Linked DNA regions of Homo sapiens: region 2 is linked to region 1. A link is a contact called in ENCODE Hi-C or POLR2A ChIA-PET data. All regions are on one chromosome and are shown on one strand. Each heading gives the region's core, a stretch centred on a gene start or an enhancer-like site at or near the end of the contact. The rest is flanking DNA. Distances are from core to core; before and after follow the strand shown. Region 1 has its middle 23 kb from the start of NEK2-DT. Region 2 overlaps LINC02608 (long intergenic non-protein coding RNA 2608).

Region 1 (3,750 bases), core at 55-2,554:
GTCAAGGCTTTACCTAAACTAATTGTATTGGGCCACAGCTGTGCACAGGGTAACCAAGAATTCTGGTCTCCCTGGGACCATCCCAGGTTTCAAGTCTGGGCAAACCTCTCAGCCCCAAGAAAACCAAGAGGGTTGGTCAGCTTAGCTATGAAGCTCCTCTTCAGAAGCCTTTCCAGCTGGTCATAGCTAGAGCAGTATTGTCAGTAAGTGGTGTAGACCCTCACATGTGGTCCTTGGAGAGCAACAAGGTGTCCCCTGGGAGCTTATTAGACATGCAGACTCTCAGGCCCCACCCGGCCCTGCTCATCAGAATCTGCTCTTCAGCACAGTCCCTGGGGGCTCCTATGCTTGTCACAGTGGAGAACAGCTGTGCTGGTGGGGAGACTTCCTGCTGAGAAACACAGTGTGGATGACATCTGCTTTTGAGGCACACTTCCAGGGGAGTCCCCCATTTGAACTTAGCCCAAAGCTTTTGGGAAGCCAGTAAAGCACTAGACTAGACCAATTTGAAACCATCCTAACTGGGGCAGAGATCAGTGATAGTCTCCAACAAGGCTCAGGAGGGCTGCAGGCATGTAGGGCACCCAGCAGAGCCCCCACACAGGCCTTTTCTCTCTGAGAATGCAAGGGAAAGAGAGGAATGGCCTCATATCTGCTCTAATTATACATACATATATATATATGTGTGTGTGTGTATCTCTATATATACACATTATATTATATATATACATTATATTTTTTATATGTGTGTGTATATATATATATATATATATATATGAAATTTTTTTTTTTTGAGACAAGATCTCAGTGTTGCCTAGGCTGGAGTGCTGTGGAGCAATCACAGCTCACTGCAGCCTTGACCTCCAGGCTCAAGCAATCCTCCCACCTCAGCCTCTCCAGTAGCTGGGACTACAGGCACTCGTTGCTAGGCCTGGCTAATTCGCTTTTATTTTTAGTAGCGACGGGGTCTCACCATGTTGCCCAGACTGGTCTCAAGCTCCAGAGCTCAAGTGATCCTCCTGCCTCAGCCTCCCAGAGTGCTGGGATTACAGGCGTGAGCCACTGCCACGGGCCTCTAATTTGCATATAATGACAAATGATTCACAGGTGTTGGCACCTTAACTATTGTTAGCTAGAAGTTATTTTTGACACCTCATTTCTGATCTTAATACCCTGCAGTTCTCAACTTGGGTGTTTATCAGAAGCTCTATAGAGCTTGTTGTTGTTGTTTTAAAATGCCTGGGGCACACCTCATACTTCCTGATTCAGGGTCTGTGGTGAGGGTCCAGGTTTCTGTAATTTGGGGATGTCCCCGGGTGGTTCTGAGGGGCACCCAGGGACAAGGCCACCAGGAGAGGATCCTGCGCCGCGTTCAGCCCTGGCCTCTCGCTGCCATGCTGCCTGTAACCAGGTGGGGGCGCCCTCTCCCTCCTGGAGCTGAAGGGACAGCGCCGCCGCTCACCTACCTGGACCCGCACGCTCTTTTTTGCAGAGGGAGGGAGGTGTGGTTTATGAGTCTGGACTCCGGAGAACTCAAACCCTCGGGAGGCCTAGAGACTGCGCAGTGTCCGGATATAGAAATATTGACCCCGTTACTGAAACAGTAACAGCAGACTGCAGCTTTTCATGCACAGAGATGTTCCCGAAGGTGCCACGGGGCCTGTTGGCCCAGGCCTGGGAGTGCTTTCTCAGAGCCCTTCACTCTGCACTTCAGTTTCCGCCCCCCGCCCCCCGTCCCCCGCCCGCTATGACTTGACTTTGAGAAGAGCTCAGGTGAGGTGAAGGCTCAGTGCAGGACTGTGGGACTTTTTCTCATAAAGTGTCATGAAAGCTCCTCCTAGGAGCCTTTGTGGACACAGCCTCCCCTACGGTGCCCTTGGGGCTTTAGAGGTGAGCTTCCAGGGGCCGGGCGACCCGCACTCCCTTCCCTCTAGACCAGATGGAACTGAAGGCGCTGCGGCTGAGGAGCTGCCTGTGGAGCACAGAGCGGGGCACAGCGACAGAGAGGGCAGGCAGGGGGCCTGGCTCCAGCCCCGGCTTCCTAGGAAGTTGTGACCCTACGGCCCTCTCGGGACTCAGCTGTCCTTTCCATGTAGGATGGGTTGGTGCAGGTGATCTCCGCCTTGTGCTCTGGCTTCAGCAAGCCGTGATTCCCCGAGTGCTTTCATGTGGAGAAGGGTCCCTGTCCGCTAATGCCCCGGCAGAGAATACACGCAGGGCACATGCGTGCAAACAGACTTAGGACCCAGGTTCTGAGGAGTACGTTCCGGAAAGCTCATCTGCCCTTCTTCCCTGCTGGAGGCACAGGCCACTCCCACCCCAGCAATGGTCCCAACACTGGGGACTCTCACCCATCAATGTCCTTGATGTGCCAGGCACTGTGCAAACTCTTTGCACATGAATCTCACTCCACCCTTCCCACAACTCCATGAGGAAGTATCACTATCCCCATTTTGTTTTATCTTAGTTTTAGAAGACAATTTTTATGTCAGTTTAAGCTATCAAATGTACCAGGTCTGCTGAAATGTATAATTTTTGCCTTTTTCCCTGTTGGACTAAAATAGGGCCAATTGTGTCACCATTTGGCTTATAAAGTATCAAGCATTTTTCCATTAAGAATGAACAGATCACCGGGTGTGGTGGCTCATGACTGTAATCCCAGCACTTTGGGAGGCAGAGGTGGGCGGATCACAAGGTCAGGAGTTCGAGACCAGCCTGGCCAATATGGTGAAGCCCTGTCTCTACTAAAAATACAACAATTTGCCGGGCATGGTGGCGTGCACCAGTAGTCCCAGCTACTCGGGAGGCTGAGGCAGAAGAATTGCTTGAACCTGGAAGGCAGAGATTACAGTGAGCCCAGATCGCGCCACTGCACTTCAGCCTGGGTGACAGAGCAAGACCCTGTCTCAATAAGAAAAGAAAGAAAGAAGGAAGGAAGGAAGGAAGGAAGGAAGGAAGGAAGGAAGGAAGGAAAGAAGAAGAAGAAAAAAGAAAAGAAAAGAAAAAAAGAATGAACAGATCTCCCCAGCACTTTGGGAGGCCCAGGCAGGAGAATCGCTTGACCCCAGGAGTCCGAGACCAATCTGGGCAACATAGTGAGACCCTGTCTCTACAAAAAAAGTTTAAAATTAGCTGGATGGGGTAGCACATGCCTGTGGTCCCAGCTACTCAGGGGAGCTGAGGAAGGAGGATCTCTTGAGCCTAGAAGGTCCAGGCTGCAGTGAGCCAAGATTGCACCACTGCACGGCACTCCAGCCTGAGAGATAGATCGAGACTCTGTCTCAAAAAAAAAAAAAAAAAAAAAAAAAAGATGAACAGATCTCAAGGTGGGACCAAATTAAGATTGGATTTTAAATCATCACCAAGTATTTAACACCTCTTTATCACATAACTGATTACCCTTAGAGGAAACTGAACTCTTCTAGAACATCAGTTACAGGCATGATTCAGTGTGACAGTGCATCGCAAAACAATGAATTCTAGGGTTTTTTGGTTGGGTTTGGTTGTTTGGCTGGTTGGTTTTTGTTTAGTTTTGTTTAGTTTTGTTTTGTGGGATTGGTTGTTTTGTCTGGTTTTGTTTGTCAAAAATTCTGGACATAAATGGCTCAAGATTTTGCTTAAAACTGCTGGAGCATCATCAATATATATTATTTCAAACTGCACCCTCACCTGCCCCACCCACCCTTCAGCCTCTGGGAATGGGAGTTGGGTGCTGGATTTTGAGGTCTGTGAAAACTCTTGAACAGTGAG
Region 2 (3,642 bases), core at 1,008-3,507, 540 kb after region 1:
CAATCCCATTTACAAGGGCAAACCTTCTTCTGTCAGGGAGAAAAGGTTTAAACATACAGAGGGAGGTAACTGTTGCAGTAAGTAGCCTTAAAGCAAGCAGAGGGGCGCTAAATCATCTCTAAACTTCCAGGTCTATGATTCTAAGATCTTAATTATCCTAACTGGGAAGGAGAGAAGAAAAGAAAAAAAAAATAGGTGGCTTAGAAAGTGAGCAGAGAGTGTAAAGCTTGGAGATTTTTCTATTTGAGATTTGGCTGCATTTAGAGCCAGTTTTTAAGCATTGCCAGGTTCACCTTTGTAAAAGGCGTTTAGAAATCTGCCACTATCAGATTTAAATCAATCTGGCTAATTGGTGTGATTGGAAAGTTGCAGTGGGGCAAGTAATCAGATTGGTTCCGGAGCCTCCACCCTTTGCTGTGCCTGGGTGCTACCTCCTGCAGGGTAGCATATTCCCAATTTTTGTGGTTTTGCAGTGGCCTCCTTTCCTAAGCCCACTAAGCATTTTCCTGTTCTTTTGCAAGGTCTTCTTTTTGTGTCAGGGTGTGGTGGAGCCACACAGGACTGGCATGATATTCACCACTTGTTACTTATGGAACTTGAACATATTTAACCTCTCTGACCATCAGTTTTCTCATCTGTAAAATGAGACCACATTAACGTAGCTTATAGACTTACTATGAGAATTAAATGTATACATGTGTAGATGATCATATTAGACTTTAATTGAAAAGCTTTCCAGTAGGTGTCTTAGTCTGCTTTCTGTTGCAATAACTAAATCCCTGAGACTAGGTACTTTTTTTTTTAAAGGAATTTATTTGGCTGGGCGCAGTGGCTCACGCCTGTAATCCCAGCACTTTGGGAGGCCGAGGTAGGCGGATCACGAGGTCAGGAGATCAAGACCATCCTGGCTAACATGGTGAAACCCCATCTCTACTAAAAATACAAAAAATTAGCCGGGTGTGGTGGCAGGAGCTTGTAGTCCCAGCTACTTGGGAGGCTGAGGCAGAAAAAAGGAATTTATTTCTTACAGTTCTGGAGGCTGAGAAGTCCAGGGACAAAGGATTCCATCTAGTCGGGGCCTTCCTCTTATGGGGACCCTCTGCAGAGTCCCAAGGCAGCTTGGGACATCACATGGTGAGGGGGCTCATGAGAGAGAACCAACCTGGCTTTTTATAACAGACACACTCTTGTGATAACTAACCCACTCACACAATGATAACCTATTATCCATTAACCCAGGAATGGACTAGTCAATCCAATCATGAGGGCAGAGCCCTCATGACTCAGTCACCTCTGAAAGGCCCCACCTCCTGATACTGTTTCACTGGAGAGTGAGTTTCAACATGAGTTTCAAAGGGGACAGTTTCAAATTATAACAGTAGAATTATGTGCATGTCCAGGTGTGCCATTTAGTAGCTGTGAGACCTTAAACAAATTACTGTGCCTCAGTTTTTTTATCTGTAAAATAGAGATAATAATACTACCTACTTCAATGGTTTTTGGTAATGATTAAATGAGTTAATATGTGTAAAATGCTTGGCATAGTAATTGGCAGATGGTGTGTACTATGTTTTAGCTTTTAATATTATTATTATGCATATTATTATGCAACACACCCAGTCTAATACCTGGCACAGAGGAATGTTAAAAAAAAAAAAAAAAGTTTGAATCCCTGTGCTCTGACACCTTTAGCTCCAAACTTGCTGCTGCTACTCAGGATCTCCTTCCTCTCTAGTTGTCCTGTTTAGCTGAGCCTCTCTCCAGCTTATGTGAAACCGTGTCTTGGTAGCTGCTGGGCAATTAGGCATTCAAGGCCCATGTTTGGTGGCCTAGGTAGGCCAGCAGGCAAGTTCAGGAGGGACTGAATCGGTGAGAAGGACCAACAACTTTCACTGACCTCATGACTTCATTCCCTTTATTTGGGGTTCTAGCCTCAGGACACACCAGAGAGGGAAGCCACGGCGTGTCCTTCAGGCCTTCTCAGGAAGCAGGCTTTCCTGAAGGAAGCAGTCCCTAAAACAGACTTGCACCTCTACATTTTGTCAGCCCTGGCACATGCTGTAGGAGGTTCTGGGTTAGCTTCGATGGGGATGTTTTTTCAAGCCTGCAAACTGCAATAGGTGACAACTTCCAGTCCCAAGAGTTTGGCTGGCTCTGCGTTGAACACAAAGCTTCCACTTGCTGCTGAGGGCTGCTGTGCTCTGCCTGCCTTCCAGGGAGAGTTACTTCTGGAAGGCTGTCATGGAGGGAGGAGAGCTAGGCTGCCGGGCCAGCTGCCCACTACACTGGTTCAAACTGGCTGTGCTGGCTCAACAAGGAAAAGACAATCTCACTAATCAGCAGAATCAATCACAGATTAGGAGCTTACCCTGCGAAGGCACAGTGGAGGGTAAAATGGAACAGAAAACAAAGCCCATGTCCTCAAGGAGTTCGCCAAGCTGGTGGAGGAGACGAAAACACTTAAAGAGTAAACTAATAATAACAGGGTATCCGAAGTCACCAGTTTGTCCTTGCAGGTATCAGTGACCTATAGCACTCCTTAAACTCCTGTGGTTCTAGGTAAAACAAACCTTCCCAGCAGAGGCATAATACTACCTATTCTATACCAGGCATTCTTCTAAAGGCTTTTTAATATATTATTTTGTTTAGTTTTCACAGTGACCTTTTGTAGTAGGTGTTAATCTCCTCATTTTCAGATGAGGAAACTCAGGGTCAGACAGGCAAAGGGACTAACCAGAGATCCTCTAGGTAAGAAGTGATGGAACCAGGATCCAAAGCCAGGTTCTCTGGCTCTGGAGGCTGTCCCTTCACCCTCCAGGTTAAACTAGCCGGAGCCAGGGAGGGCGGCTCTGGGAACCACACTGGATAGGACTCCTTCCTCTCTGACGTTGTGGGGAATCCACTGTTGCCTGCTCCTGCCCTTGCTGACTAAAGGCCTCTTGTGTGTGTTGTGTTCAGTAACTTGAGGGAGAATCTGCTCAGTTTGTCCACCCACCACCCAAGGTAGGAATCCCTCTCAGGGAAGGGGTCTCCTGCCCCCTCATAGGCTTTGGGCCACTCCCAGATGGTTGCTTTTAGGGGAGAAAAGGATGCTAATCCAATCAGTTGTGACCAGGATGGTGGTAGTCACATGGCATAGGGGAATCAAATGGTTCCCCGTAACCATCTGATTGTTAGGAGGAGCTTGCCTAGTGCATGCATCTATAAAGAAGGATGTGACAGCTCCTTCCTCCCTACTTATGCTGTATTGCTGCTGGCTGTGCACTCAGAAGCCTTAAAAAACATACATGTTTGCACATAGTATATTTATAAGACTGTTAATAGTGAAAAATAAATGTAACTATCCAGCCATAGGGGATGTACCTAAACAACAGATTACCATATAACTGTTGAAATCAATGCTATATAAGTATACTTATTAACATAGAAAGATTTTTTTCAGTATGTTGCTAAATGTCAGGATCCACTTGAAAAACAGAATGAATAGTCTGATCCTATTTTCAGAAGGAAAAAATGTATATGTGTGTATAGAAAAACATTTTCATTTATACATCAACATATTAATGGAGGCTGTCTCTGATAGGAAGGATTTTAGGTTATTTAAGTTCTTTTTGCTTATGTGTATTTACATTTTTCTACAGT

The links. A loop is a pair of places that touch in the nucleus more often than their neighbours do. ChIA-PET counts read pairs that join two places held with the same protein, here RNA polymerase II (POLR2A). Pooled maps may share reads with other maps.
Region 2: a loop to region 1 is called in a map with no recorded cell type, with 2.7 times the contacts of the local background. The contact joins two enhancer-like sites. A Hi-C loop is called at or near these places in 1 of 37 single-sample maps with no recorded cell type and 3 of 50 pooled maps. POLR2A ChIA-PET finds 5 or more read pairs at or near these places in 1 of 52 experiments (HepG2).

The regions. Positions count from the first base shown.
Region 1 is chr1:211,697,251-211,701,000 of GRCh38, forward strand. No RefSeq gene overlaps it. Among named protein-coding and RNA genes, the nearest start is that of NEK2-DT, 23 kb to the left of the region's middle. RefSeq lists a silencer at 1,716-1,775. Within about 2 kb of position 1,305, at least 3 of the 41 ENCODE cell types and tissues checked have a DNase peak (open chromatin) inside an H3K27ac peak, as active enhancers do.
Region 2 is chr1:212,236,539-212,240,180 of GRCh38, forward strand. LINC02608 (long intergenic non-protein coding RNA 2608) reads right to left here. Exons shown (of 4, transcript NR_125984.1): 2 at 2,369-2,438. Among named protein-coding and RNA genes, the nearest start is that of LINC02608, 47 kb to the right of the region's middle. Within about 2 kb of position 2,258, at least 9 of the 41 ENCODE cell types and tissues checked have a DNase peak (open chromatin) inside an H3K27ac peak, as active enhancers do.